Regions from separate parts of the Homo sapiens genome. Here region 1 is linked to region 2. A link is a loop called in an ENCODE intact Hi-C map of the cell type or tissue named here. Cell type or tissue: Caco-2. All regions are shown on one strand.

The links. Hi-C counts contacts between places; a loop is a spot of excess contacts. Peaks named below come from ENCODE experiments on the same cell type or tissue, not always from the same donor. Only the 100,000 strongest peaks of a DNase experiment are listed, where the experiment ranks them.
Region 1: it touches region 2 in a loop (26-fold over the local background); 14 of 110 quality-filtered maps call a loop at or near these places.

What each region holds. Positions count from the first base shown.
Region 1 is chr6:102,846,106-102,854,105 of GRCh38, forward strand. No RefSeq gene overlaps it. Among named protein-coding and RNA genes, the nearest start is that of GRIK2, 1.5 Mb to the left of the region's middle. In Caco-2, no CTCF peak of the experiment used is centred here; DNase peaks (open chromatin) are centred at 3,996, 7,346 and 7,616.
Region 2 is chr6:103,269,730-103,277,729 of GRCh38, forward strand. No RefSeq gene overlaps it. Among named protein-coding and RNA genes, the nearest start is that of HACE1, 1.6 Mb to the right of the region's middle. In Caco-2, a CTCF peak has its summit at 3,538 (motif pointing left); no DNase peak of the experiment used is centred here.

The DNA.
Region 1 (8,000 bases), 420 kb before region 2:
AAAAAAAAAAATAAAATAAAATAAAAAGTTAAAAGGATGAAAAAGACAAGGCTCTAGTCTCCTGAGGATCCCAGAACGTGTCAGCAAAATCAAAATTGTCTTAGGGTGTGTGAGAGAGGTAGGAATTAACTGTATTTTCTCATGTTTCATTGCAAGAATAAGTACTTGATTATGAAGTTGATGAAATAAGAAATATGGGTTCATTCAGTATGTTCAAGGTTATTATTGGAATAAGAAAAAGAAATACATATATTGTAAGTTGCTAGATGGGAAAAGAATTCACAAAGTCAAGAAAGCATCATGTAATAAATATTTCAAAATCAGGTGGTTTTACAAGACAATAGGAATAACAATGAGGACATTAAGACTGTTGCTATATTCCTCTTCAATTTGTTGCCTTCACCTATTGTTTCTTAATGGCCAAAAACACTAAGCTGCTAGGAAAATTCTTGTATGAACAAGCGCAATATTTACTTCATATTATATCATTCTATTTTCAAGTACACATTAGTTATGTTAATAACTCTATTCGTTCATTTGATATCAAATTATAATGTTTTCTATTTCTTTTCTTACTTATTATTATCTTTGTTTTGCAAGTAATAAATAAGTGGCAGTCCCCTTAATACTTCTCCCAGTATTATTTCAACTCCCATAGAACACAACAATTAACAGTCCTTTTGGTATATTGTTTTGGGCAATTGTCTGTTTTCAGAAGCATTGTTGTTAAAACAAACTACCACAACCTTGGTGGCTGAAGCAACATATTTACTATCTTACAGTCCTGTACATCAGAGTTCAGACATGGGTCTCACTGGCTAAAATAAATATGTCAGCAGGGCTGATTCTGTTCTGGAGAGTACAGGGGATAATCTGTTTTCTTGCCTTTTTCACCTTCTGGCATCTGCTTGCATATCGTGACTCATGGCCCCCTTCTTCTATCTTCGAACCCAGAATTAGTGGGTCTAATTTTTCTCACACAACCATCTTCTCCAGTTAAACAAACAAAAACAGAGAAAGACCATTCTTCCACTTTTAAGGATTCCAGTGACTAGATTAGGCACACAGGATTATCTAGAATAATTCCTAGATTTCAGATTTATTTAATTAGCAATCTCAATTGTGTCTATGGCCTTAATTCTTGTTTACTATGTAAAATAATATAATAACAGATTCCAGGGATTAAGTCATGAGCATCTTTGGGGAACCATCATTCTACCTGCCACACTAGGTATACATAAACAATGTTTATTTGTTTTAGTTTTGTCCCAAAAAATCAGGTGTCACTATTTGAATTTCATATGTTTTGTTTCCCTTTAATAATAAATACATTTTGGAGGGGTTTCTATTATCAGTACACACAGATTTAATTCATTGTATTTCTAAACATAGTATTCCAGAGTATGGATATAGACTAATCTAATGAAACACCCCCTTCTACAACTGTTGCCATTATAAGCAACGATGAAAGATAAACCTTGTGTCTATGTATTTATGCACATATGCTACATCTATATGATAAATTCATAATTACAGAATTTCTTTGTCACTAACAAATTTCTACCTAAAATTGGTTAAAAATAGTAGTTAAGCTAATGATTTACAGAGTTCCCATATCCCTGGACATTTATAAAAGTAGTTAATAAAAAATCATTTAATATTTGTTCATTTGATGGTTTAAAAAAACATTGTATTGCTTAATTTGTTTTGGGCCTGATTACTAATGTACAGAGATTTCCATTTCTGTCTTCTATTAATATAAACACTTTATCATGTGTTTATTAACTATTTATATTCATTTTGGGGATATAACCATTTCAACCTTTGCTCGACTTAAAATTGAATGATTTTACATCACATTAATCATTTATTATAATTAATTCATTTCAGCTTATCTCTTGTATTATAATTTAAGTTATGGAGCAGTGTGCCATATGTAAGAATTTAATTTTTAGGTTGTTAATTTTGTCAGTCTTTACTTTTACACTTTCTGAGTTTTGTGTCGTTCTTAGGAAGTAATTTGTGTTTGTGTGTGTGTGTATACGTGTATTCACATGTGTGTCTGCTTTTTGTTAGTTTTGTTTTCCTACCTCAGAGTTAACAAGTATTGTCATATCATCTGATTGTTTTTGTTTTATTTTGTCTATTTTTTTTACTTTTCATGTTTTTTTTTTATTTAATACTTTAATTATGCTTATTCCCCTCAAATAGCCGTACCTACAGCATTATTTAGACATCTAACTTTTTGGAAACAATGACCAATTTCCTGAACCATGTCAGTCAGTTCTGCTATAATGCAACGTATGCATTTCTAAAAATCATTATGCTATGCAAAAATGGCCCAATAAAAGTCATGGGTCTTATTAGAAAAATGGGGTTGAAAGAAATATACTAAAAAACCTAATTAGCGACACAGAGAAAACAAAAATGTAGGAACACAATGAAACACAGTGGCATAGTTTTATCCATGTTAAATGGTTCACAAACATGAATTCTACAATTGATACGATACATTACTTAGAAAAGAGTTGAATTTTCTGGAGGTGAGTGTAGGAATGATTGCAGCTTATGTGTTATTGTGAAGTGATGGGAGGGGTGTCTCTGGAATCATATGGAAAGTTCTAATATTTAATGTGGATGGGTGTGGCTCATAGCACACATGAACTAAGGTATCTAAAAATTGAAATGCGTGAATATGTTTTCTGTATTTCTATGAGACTGTTCTGTGTGGTGCAGTTTGCTGCATTCATTTAATGCTTCTCTGGAAAGAAATAGCACATAAGCAATCAGGAAATTTGCATTATACTCAAATTGTTCTGTAATATGTCAATTGCATAGGAATGAAGGCCTTTTTGTAAAAGCACGTGTTGTGTAAGCACTGACTATAACTAGAAATGTGACCTGAATCATTGTTTATGCCTTTATGTATCCATGAGTCATTTTCTGTATTTTCTATTTACTTCCTCTGATCTATTTGTTTCCTGAACAAAGTTATATGTCCAGTTTTTATATTCAATGGTATCAATTTTCTATTTTCTTTTTAAGTATATTTTGACCTTTTCATATATTTTATTGTTAACATACATTTTGCAATTTTTATTTAAGTTCTACAAAGTCCTGGTGCACTCTCATTAAAAAAGCACTAAATATATAAAGTGAGAGGATATATTTTTGCAACATCATGATGCAGCTTCCCCAGCCCCTAAATTTCGTGGCATTTCTGACTTAATTCAGACTAGTAACCCTGAGATACCAGTGTCAGCTCTAGAGTTACCCTATCAGAGCACAATTCCATCTGGCTTTGGAAAATTTTCATTTATCTTTTGTCACCGTAATAGGTAGAACTAGGCCATTCTAGCACATTTCTGAGAAAATACTGTGAGTTGGGTGGAACGGGAGGACAATATATTCTTGTCGTCCATTTCCCACATTCCTAGGCAGTGAGTGAGGGTTTCTGAAGAGACCCCAACTTAGGGTACAATTTAGGGTCTGATAGTTGTTTTTTTTTAATCTTTGTTCCATGGCTTTAAAGTTAAAGACTCCAAAAATATTTTATTCCTTTTGAACTTAAACAAACATGAAATTATGATTAACAAAACAGAAAAAAGTACTATAATAAGGATAAAGGTAAGGCGGTAAGTTAGAACAGGAAATGGAACTACTAAATCGAGCAAATGTAATTAAAAAATAATACAGGAGATAGACAATTGTGCTAAGTTAAATAGTGGGTTTTATTTGATAAACAGAAAAGTGAAATAAACATGACAGATTGAAAGAATATTGTAAATCAATGTTTTGAGTGATGGATCGTCATATGTGTCTATTTTTTGGAACATGGAGTCATCCAGAATAATTAGAGGGTCATGAGTTTAGAGGAAAGTATTGAGATAGGAGTCTGAAGTAGCAGAATGGACTTAGTAGACTATACACGAGCTTGCATTGAAAGGCACTAAGACACAATACATTAAAGCCACTAGAGGGAGGCCTAGGCGGGCGGATAACGAGGTCAAGAGCTCCAGACCATCCTGGCTAACACGGTGAAACCCCGTCTCTACTAAAAATACAAAAAATTAGCCGGGCGTGGTGGCGGGCGTCTGTAGTCCCAGCTACTCGGGAGGCTGAGGCAGGAGAATGGCGTGAACCCGGGAGGCGGAGCTTGCAGTGAGCGAAATCGCTCCACTGCACTCCAGCCTGGATGACAGAGCGAGACTCCGTCTAAAAAAAAAAAAAAAGCCACTAGAGATGTATGTCGAATTATGCAAATATTATGAATATGAGGAAGAGAAAGGAGGATTTACTCATGTGAAAACATTAAGGAAGTAAATTCTGTCCAATACAAAGGCAAAGAGACCTCATAAAGGACTTGTGAAACTAAGGTATAAAAACTTATGTATTTTGTTAGAGTGAGACTTTGCCCCAAACTTCCTAGGCTCAAAGTCAGCTCCAATATATCCCAGCTGTCAAGATCTTAAGTAAGTTAGGTAACATCACTAGCCTGTGTTTTTTCATCTTTAAAATGGGTTAAAGATAATAATACTTCATAGATTATTGTGAGGTTTCAAAACAGAATCAACACAAATAAAACAGGAATATTTCTGATACATAGAATGTGATTCATAAATATTAATTAGTATTTTTATTTTGATTATCATTGTTGCTGCTGCTGTTGTCATAACCTCATTCTAAGGAAGAGGGCAACAATGTCCCTTCTCTGTATTAGTGATCCACATTCATTTAAACCTCTTTGTACACCTCTTCTATTATATTTATAACTTACTATAATACTTTTTGCAATTTTATCTCATCACTTCAAGTCACCTGCTATTAATGCAGAGCACACTGATACAATGAGAATAATACCTATTTACTCATAAAGTTATAAAGATGCTCATTTAAAAATATTTTTATCTAGTCAGTTTTCTTCAATCAGAGTTCACTGTTGCTTGACATCCTAAAACCTAAGGAAATTCTCTGGAGTTTCTTTCCATATTGAATATAAAGCTCTTATTTATTTAATTCAAACTCAGTTTATGCTCAAATATGCTTTAATAATAGACCTATGTAATTTTTCCCAAATTTAATTCTCCTTCATTTCTCTAGTATATTTAAATGAAACAAAACTTTTAGGGACTAGCTTAAATAAACAAACTTTCTCAAAGCTATTTATCATAAATGTGTTGAACAAATAAAAATCTTTGCTCTGGTTGAAATGCACTGTGGTAATCAGGATAACGTTAAACATGACTGTCACAATCACATTTAGATGACCTATCTTTGTTTTCTCTTCCCGTACTCCCTCTCTCTCAGATTATCCACATGAAAGCTTTCTTTGTATTCCAGTTAATCTTTTCCCCACCTGAATCGAAAATGCTACGTCTCCCATCACAACTGGCTTTTGAAAATAATAATAATAAAGTTACAAAGAAAGGATTAGGATAATAGGCTGAGAAAAAGAAACACACAGAAGAACCAGCAAGAATTAAAACTCCTGTTTATATTTGTGTGTTGGCAATAACAATCAGGAGACCAGCAAAAAAATAGATAGGAAACAGTTTAAGCAGAACACAGATAAATAAATAGAATGTTTTGAAAATTATATCCACATTGAATGCATTTGGAAATTTTCTATGGTGTGCCAACTTCTTTATAAAATATATATATATATATTTAGATTTTCCTCTTAGAATTTAATCACATTAAATTTATCCACCCTTCAGGGAATATTTTATACATTTAAAGTTTGCCATTGGAGTAATAAATAAAAGACATGTTAGATTCTCTACTCTATTTTTTAAAATGTATTCATTATGTCTTTTATTTATTGTTTATGACATGAAAACTACAAAAGTTGCATTCACGGAATTGTCTCACTTACATTAAAATTAATCAAATTCGGTAACAATTTTGTTCAGTTTTCATTGTGGGGGAAAATTTCCTGTATGTAAATGATGGTTTAATATAAATAAATGGGTAGAATATAATGGCATAAACATTATTTTTTGAAAGAGTTTTTGTTGAGTACGGAAGTGTTAAACTTATCCTGATTGGCTTTCAGTGGACATGGACAATTTTATTCAGAATCCAAACACTAAAACATTCCAAAATGGGTCAGAATTTTTACTGATATTGGAATCTCTCTATATATATCAGATGAGCAAATGAAAAATAGAATAGAATAAAATAGATGACTGTAGATCACAAACAAATGTAATATTAGGTGACAAAAATATCCTTTCCAGGGAAAGATACCATGTTTAACAAAACTTTTGAATTATAATATACATGTATGTGCTATTAGCCTTACTCCATTTGTACACACACATGTGCACACATACACATACATGCACACACACACATATCTGGCACAGATAGGAACTGGTTTAGAGGCAAGTAATTAGGAGTAAGAATAAATGTATGCTGCCTAACTATAGAAGATTTTACTGTGCTGTCCAATGGGATATATAATTGAGATAAGCATCCACTAAAAATTTTATAAGCTGTCTAAAAAAACTGCGTAATTTTGACTGGGGGGTCATTTCATGGGATGCATATGTATGTATATTTATCAAATTATATACTATAAATATTGGCATTTTATTAAGGTCTTTCTTAATAAAGCCCTTTTTTAAAAGAGTGAACAAAATAATGTCTAACAATGAACTTTATTCCAAGCTTGCCTAGTTATCAATCCAGTGGGAATAAATTCTGGTAAGCTCTTTCTCCATTTTATATAAAATGGCAGAAAGGGGGCAGATAAATTGGATTATAAACACATTTTAAGGAAATATTTCACTTGTTTTTAAGATGACTAATAATCTGCTAATTGGTTTTACTCTAAGGTGAGCAAATCATTTAATTAGTTAATTAATTCACACATTTATTTCACTTACAGATTCCTATCCTATGAGTGTTTATAAAGTAATAAATTGTTGTTTGTAGTTAGGTTGCCAAATCTTAGACTAGAAAAGTAAAAACTTAACCATGTTTAACCACATGGGACCCTAAGTATCAGGAATGGACAGGCTGAACCCCAACAGTAAGATGTTCAGAGAAGTAGTGAAAAATGAAAGAGTGGCCTAAACAGAAAATAATTTTAGAGTTTTATCTAAATCAGTCATGACTTCTGCTCCAGGTTAAGCTTACCTAATTTTACTCTAAAAGCCATATGATTAAGTGTGCCCAACAATAAAAGCAGAGTTTAGTCAAAAGGATTATTCCGCTATTCCATAACTGTATATCAAGTTAATGACAAATAAAATTCATTTGTTACATGCACTACTTTCCTTCCACCAGGCAAGGGAGACAGCATGGTGTAGAGGCTAAGAATGCAGTGACTGGAGCCAATTAGGCTGGGTTGGAAACCTGTATCATTGCTTACTAACTGGGTAAACTTGGGCAGGTCACTCAGCATCTCTGATAATAATATTGACTTAAGCCTAGGATTGTTACAAGAATAAATTGGTTAATATGTGTAAAGATCTTAGTACTAGACTCAGAATAAGTATCATATAAATATTACTGTTAATTATCACCATGAAAGCACAAGGCTTACTGAGATTATATGATTAACTTACTCTGCAGTGGAGAGGAGGAGGGTAAACAGAAGGAGATTTGACCAACAGCTGCTGCCAAGCTTTATGACTCGGAGGAGATAAGGGTTGTAGATGTATTTATTATCTTCTGTGGAAAGAAAAATGATCTTCTGTGGCAAAATTCAATCAAATCTACATTATCTAATTGAAGCACATCCAAGGGACACATTTTGTTTTTAATAGAAACATTAATCTGAAAGCAGGCTTAATTTTTTAAATCAAAAGAGATTTGTAACAGGGATATGGCAAACAAAATTTATTTTCCTTATGGAATGTAAAAATAGTGTACTGTAAAATAATCTTATTTTGATTTGCACTATAGCAAAAGACAACAAATGCAATTTGCTAATTCCATTTTTCCTCTAACACTAAAATAGGTAATCATAAATTGTATAGTATTGAATTTGG
Region 2 (8,000 bases):
ATAAAATGAAAGGATGCAGACTGTTTAATGAAATACAGCACATCATTACCAGCTACCACTAGAAAATGACTCATAATTCATGTCCATGAAAGGGTGCTTTAGTAGCATTTTCATAAACAAATGGAAAATTGTTGAGTATTTGTTAGATATTCTAAAGAGTATGCTTTATCTGAATGTGAGTCTCAGAATTATCTAAGCCATTACTTGAGACTGTTACGTGAAAATATCAACAATTTCATTACATTCTGAAAAATTGGTTCTTAAGTGCTTTGAAGCAAAAATGATAACAGTCTGGAAGTTTGAAAGTATGAGTCTTTATTTCAGAAATAATGGAACATGAAAATAAACAGTACTCAATCTACCATAGAAATTATTGTATACTTTTTGGGAAGCTTGAGGGACAAGGGAAAAGAAGGAATATATATTATTTTAACAAGTATTATCCCAGGAGTTGGGGAAATAGGTACTAGAGTAGTTCCATGAAAATTTTGTTCTGATAAGTTCCATTATCATGAATTGTATATTTTTACATTCCTGATACCATGATTTTGAGAAGATGCAGTTTGTTGTAGTTGTTTTAAGGCAATTGGAGACGAACATAGTTGCAAGTATGGATTCAAAAACCACACACACACACACACACACACACACACACACATTCATGCACATTTGTTTTCCATTTTATTAAAGAAAGTATACTTTTAAGAACAAGAACATAGAAAAAATGTAATTTCAAATTGATGCATGTATCTCTCAGTATAAAAATCTGCTGGATTCCCAAGTTGAAACAGCAAGTTCAGATAGCCAGAGAGAGTGTTTCCTTGAAATGATTCCATCACAATTTATCGACATGTTTTCAGCTCCAGAGATTGGATAGTGAGTGTTTAGGTAGTAAAAGACATATGGCATTTGGCTTTATGGAAAAGTTTGTACAGTGATTTTATTTTTCTTATTTTTACAAGAGTCCAATGAAACATTATCACAATTAGCAAGCAGCTTATGATGGTTGAACTAGCAGACTGCAAGAAAAATATGTTTGATAAATTGCTGATGTAGATAAGTCAATGGATTTTAAAAAGTAGGCTTACAATAAAACAAAATAAAATAAGACATGTAATTTTAGAAATTGAAGAAATATAAATATTTTAAAAGGTAAATTAATTGTTCATAATTTAACAGAGCTCTGATTCTATGTTCAGCCCTTTTTAAAAATGTACCAGAGAGTCTTACTCTTTTAGGCCCATTACATTTATTCTTGTACATTAAAATATATAAGTATAATCTGGAAAAATCCTGATTTTTAAATGATGGAAGATTTTCCTTCCTGTAAAATATAATTTTTACAAAACAGTGCACAAAATTTTCTGAGTAAATTAAAGCTCTCTTGATGCAGTCTGTACATTACCCACAGCTTGTTCTATCCAGTTGAGAAAAAGACAATTAAGAATATTAATAAATCATATTGAAATGTTGATGAATTAAGAATGCAAATTGAAATTGGATTTAAACAATGTCTTCAGTAGTATAAGACAGAAATAACATGAATTAATCTTCTTTAATAATAGTATCCATCTTGTAATATTTCACTTTCTTATGTTAGGTTGGTGCAAACTTCCCTTATCATGAGTTGTATATTTTTACACTCCTAATATCATGATTTTGAGAAGATGCAGTTTGGTGTAGTTGTTTTAAAGCAATTGGAGACCAACATATTTGTAAGAATGGATTCAAAAACCAAACACACATACACACACACACACACATGCACACACACACACATTCATGCACATTTATGTTCTAAACATTTTATTAAAGAAAGTATACTTTTAAGAACAAGAACACAGAAAGAATGTAATTTCAAATTGATGTATGTATCTCTCAGTATACAAATCTGCTGGATACCCAAGTTAGAACAGCAAGGTCAGATAGCCAGAGAGAGTGTTTCCTTGAAATAATTTCATTACAATTTATCTACATGTCTTCAATTCTAGAGATTGGATAGTGTGTGTCTATCCAAACTCTGGAGCTGAAAGCATGTTGATAAATGTTGATTGTTCATTTCATATTATTTGATATTTTGCCAATTTAATATCTCATTTCATTTTTATTTTAACTCCTTAATGATACATCCCCCACATGTCACAAATTATTGTGTTTCTTTAATTTGCCATTTATAGATTTTATACATTAAAATGCCATTTGACATTAAAAGTAATGGCAAAAACCATGGTTACTTTTCAACCAACCTAATAGTATTGGAGAAAAAAAATAAACACTTGGATTTAATTACACTGTCAATACTGCATACAGTTTCTCATAGAATGTTCTGAGAAGAAACTGAATAAGCAGTCACAAATAGAAAAGAAATAAAATTAATGTTGAAAGTTTAGAGAAACTAAGACATGTATATAAGCTTTCTAAATAGAAGAAAAAAGTGAAATTTTGTTTGTTTATTCAATATTATTTGACATTTTGCCAATTTAATAATATCTCATTTCACTTATATTTAAATACCTTAGTGATACATCCTCCATGTCATAAATTATTGTATTTCTTTAATTTGCCAGTTACAGATTTTATATATACCTAAAAAATATCATGATCAATGTCTGAGGTTAACACACATTATTTGTTTGAAAAATCAATAAGTAAAATATAAAGCCAAAGAACATGAGATAAGAAGTGTTTTATTAAGTTTTTTTTTACAAAGCCTGGAGATTTAATTCTGAAAGAAAATGAATACTGCAGTCTTGAAATCACGTGATTTTATAGGTTGATGTAGATGTCCCATTTAATGAAAAATGTTGTCCTTCAAGTGATTCCACTTATACTTCTGACTAGATTAAATTTCCCCCCTAGAAACCTAATGAAGATAATGTATCTTTTTGCTTTCTTAATTCTTTCCTAACAAAACTTTTGTGAGGGGGAAGGAAATGAAGAGATAATCTTTTGACAACATACTAAAATGAAAGCATTATAAGATGGACAGGAAACATGAGTAAATTTATTGGTTAATTAAGTCTTTAGTTTCTCTTAATTGGCACAACCTAAAATTATTTATTGATAGCAAATGGTTCTATGTTCTAAATAAATTTTATTTTTGGACACTGTGGAACAGTTAATAAATGTATCAAATATTCTACCTCGTGTTATTTTTGCTAGTTTACACAAAAACACAATTATTTTGTTTGATTCTGTTTTTCATAAATATTTATGTATAATATCATTTTCCTTGTAAACAGGATTTTTCCTGCCCAAAGGGAGGAAAAACAATTTGTGTGTTAATTTTATCTCACTGGTTTTGTTCAGCTTCAGTAGTTGTGTATATAAAGGAAGAGATTAGATAAAGGGGAATACAAGCAACCCCTGTTGTGAACGTAAAGAATTTTAATTAGCCATGATGATAATTTTGAAGCATTTCAGGTATATTCCACCCCTCTGCTCATAGAACAGACCAGCTGCTAAATGGTTCCTGTCAGTAGTCCTTCAAAACTTATTTTGTTTAGATTTTGCTGCCCCCTACAGAATAACCAAAGGCATTCATGAGTTTGCCATGTACCTTCAACTTCAAGATGAGAGCATTTCATGTCTTCTTGAGATTCTGGTAGAAATAACCCTCACATGGTAGTTTTTATTACTAAATTTGGCATATTTTGTATTACTTGTGACACAGCTGAACCTCCCTCAAAATTAAAATAAAGAAATAAAAAGCATTCTTTCCAATAATTCCTCCCTTCTCTACACGAAAAGAAAAAGTAAAAATTTTTAAAGAGAAAAACTAGTAATGTTTAAAATTTTCAAATAGTAACCTCATTGTAAAACTATAGAGCGTTTTGCCTTTTTTCCCATTTCATGAAAGACAATTTTATTGTTCTAAGTGCTTAACAGGCATAAATAGGCCATGGAACTGACAGGGGGAAAAAATCCTTCAATAAGATAGATAGATTATCTGGTTTACCTTCAAAAGTTCTAATCTATGTAAAAAAAAAATGCATTCACTACTAATAAATATAAAATGGTTCTTTCTTTGAAAATCACATTATTGATTTATCAAACATCTTTTTTCTGGGTCTTCAAATAAAAAAATGTGTATTTGTTTTTAAATAAACTCCTTGCTCATAGTAGAAAAATATAGGTTAAGTGCAAAAATTTAGGTAAACCTGAAAGTGGCAATTCAGTGTGTTCTATTTCCCCAATAAATTGTTTCCTAAAAATGTGCAACACATGTAATTACTTTCACTTATTTTTTGTATTTTTATCAGCTGTTTCTCTTTGCTAGAATGGTGCTTATGAAGAAATAAGATACATCAATCATAAAAGGCGTTACTATTTCTAAATAAAAAATCGTCATCACCACTAAATAGTGACTAGTAATGGTGAGGCATTAACCCAACAGTCTTCTTTCAGGTCAAGCATGATCTTTAGCTAAGAGAATTTCATTCATTGCTACAGAGAACATTTTTAAATTTTTTAATGAAAATGAATGGTATATTTTAGTTGTAAACATTTATTATTTTCCTGTTTAAAAAAGTAATATTTAGAAAAAACAAAGTTTTCATGAAGATAGCTGAAATAATTTCCATTGCTAATTACATAAGGTAGCATACTCTATTTAAATATAAAGTCAGACTAATATGTGAAAGTGGCAAAAAAGTATAAGTATTAAAACAATCTGGAACTTAATATGAGCAATTTGACTCAACATTTTTTAATCTCCCATCTAATAAATAAAATTGTTTATTTAAAGATAAATACATCCAATGTTCACCTAAATGGCACTTTTGATCTCCAATATACATCAAAATTTTGAATGTTTATACCCTTACAAAACATCCTTTTAACTCCTAATATAGGGTTATCAGTGCTAAAAGCCTGTGAAGCAAATTACCACTATCTTAATTTTAAATGACATATCTTTAAAAAAAATTAAGAAACAGCATAGGAAATAAAGACTACCTAAGCTACACTAAAAAGGAACACATGATTTTTAAACTGAAATATTTTAGTTCTACATTCTTTGCATTTCCAAATATGTTTTATAATCAGCTTATCAATTTCTGCAACAAAAACAGAAAATATGTCTTGGTAAAATTTTACATGATTGACATTATATGGTTTTGCCCTTCATAAAAGCATGAGTTTTATTTTCTTTATAAAATTACATATTTTTTCCCAAGAAAAATATTGTATAACAAAGCTATAAATTTGAGAAAATATATTCAATAATCAGATATTGTTTTTTATTTAATTGTAATCTCAGTATATATTATTAAGTGAAATTAATTGTAATTCTTTAAAAATCAAATAGGAATCTTTTATCTAAATGAAAACAGATATTGTCTGAAAGTATATATTTAAAATACATTCATAATTTCAGTCAGGAATAATGAAATAAAATTGCAACACTGGAAATTGATTATTAACTACTTAGGTTCCTTCTTGGAAATTTCCGTAGTATATAAAATTCCGAGGTCTTTATTCAGGACTTAGTATTAAACTTCCTGCAAGGGAACTATTTTATTTAGGTCTAGATGCTTCTGATATTCCTTATCACTGGATTCTGGTATGTATTCTGTCTTTTCATTAACAACCTTAATTTATTTTTAAAGAGCATATTCTTGAATAATAAACATCATAGAAGTGCATGGAATTTTAGAGAATAATAACATATGTAAAAGAAAAAACAATAGCAAGTATAAAATGAAACTATATTGGTGAATGAGACAGAATGATTACGAAATACAAATTGGGTAAACTTAATGCTAAACAAATAATAAATAGTAATAAAGAAATAAAGTTTCTTAGTGCCATAGGCTGAGTAGAATGAGAATGAGAACAGTGATTAGCTAGGTGATTCACTGTGATAATTGAGATCTATTTATCCAGAATATTTTAAAAAGGATATTAGATAGAAGAGTATGACCCTAAAGTGACTTTGTCATAAAAAAGCATTTAAGTACTAAGTTTAGCTTGCTGTATTATAATATTAATCTTAGTGCTTGGTTTCAACATTTAAAAATATATTATTATTTAAAAGGGTAAATGAACTATCATGCAGAATGGACTTAATTTGTTCATTTGTTCTATGTTTCAATGCCATTCTGAAACATTTTTAATTAAGAACATGAAATGACTCATTAACATTCAGCTCTAAAAATAAGTGACTGATTACAATATGTTGAAAAAAGCAAGTTACTTCATGCATTGCCATCAAATATTTCTCAAAATGGACTCAAGGAATTCTGTTTCAAAACACTTGGGGAGGTAAAAGCTTCACATTAAAAAAAAAAGGACTCTAAGCAGTGCCATAGGTAGGGGGTCACAGATATACACAAAAGATAAAACTATGCATTCCTCTCAATCTATTCATTTAATGGTTATAAGGAGCCTGATTTCACCCCTGTAGCAAAAACTCTAGTTTTTATGTACTCAATACATGCAAAGTATTAAATAACTTTTATTTATTCATATAATAAATCATGAGTGAAGCTATTAATTCAATTCTCATTTTATAACTAAAGCAACAAATATATAGGAACTATTAATAGACTCTCAGAATTACACAGGAAGTTAACATCAGATCCAGATAGATAATAAAAATACTATGTACCTATTCATGCTTTAGCTATATGAAAAAAATAATAGTTCATGAACTCTAAAAATTACGATTTCAATCTACTTGTTTTGGACATTTTTAATGGTGTCAGCCATGTTCCTGTTCCCCTAATAACACTCTGATATCCTTATCGTGGGAATATTAATTGTTAGAAGCTTTTCAGAAATAAATAAAGCAGATTACATAGAAATACGTATGCTAAATGATACATTTCTTACAGAAAACTATTGTAAGCATGAGGCAATCTAGCAAGACTTCTTCTAGAGTGGCAAAGGGAGGACATTCCTCAAAAAAAAAATAAGAAAAACGCTAGCAAAAAGTGTTAAAATTGATGTTTTCAGGATTATAAAAACTAACCAAAGGCTTCCAACAACCTAAGAGTGTTTATTGTAGAAAAATGACTGAATTTGGAGCAGCGTGGTTTGTGTCCATTAAACTTGGCCTACTACCATTACCTTCTCTACAACTCTATGGTAGCTTCAAAATCCAGCAGCTTGACTGGTGCAGTGGCTCACACCTGTAATCCCAGCACTTCAGGAGGCTGAGGCAGGAAGGTCATGTGGGGTCAGGAGATCGAGACCAGCCTGGCCAACATGGTGAAACACCATCTCTACTAAAAATACAAAAATTAGCCAGGCATGGTGGCGCACACCTGTAGTCCCAGCTATTAGGGAGGCTGAGGCAGGAGGATCGCTTGAACCTAGGAAGCAGAGGTTGTAGCGAGCCAACATTGTGCCACTGCACTCCAGCCTGGGCAACAGAGTGTGACTCTTTCTCAAAAAAAAAAAAAAAGAAAAAGAAAAAGAGTAAAGAAAAGAAATCCAGCTGCCTTGCATGCTCTGGAGAAAGCAGACTGGATTTGGGACTTTTCAAAAAATCCTATTCCATAGCATTGTCACTTAGAATCTGTCTGATAGCTCTATAGAAATGCCCATTCCCAGGTTATTGTTGTTGTCAGACTAAATGAAATCCAGCTCCATGGAAAAAGCCTATCCCCAGAGTATTTGTCAAAAATAATCAATGGCAATATTTTCTTATCACAGCTGCTTTGGCTAAAGCGATGTATTTGCCTTATTTGGGCATCTTGTAATGAGGCATTTCCCTTAATTGGTCATGGTGTGATGAACTGGCTGCCTGTGATTGGCTGAACCCTGCCTGTTTGTGATTAGCTGAAGCTCGGCTGTTTTTTGGAGACTTAAATCAGGTTTTGGTTTGTTTATGTATTAAGTTAGTCTGCAGTTTGTTACATAAAAACTGTACGTATGAAGGCAGCCTCAAGTCAAATTTAATTCTGCATGCAACATACATTTTAATAAACAAAAACTCCACAACATTAATAACTAAAATTAAATACAGACAATTTCCATCTTACAATGGTTTGACT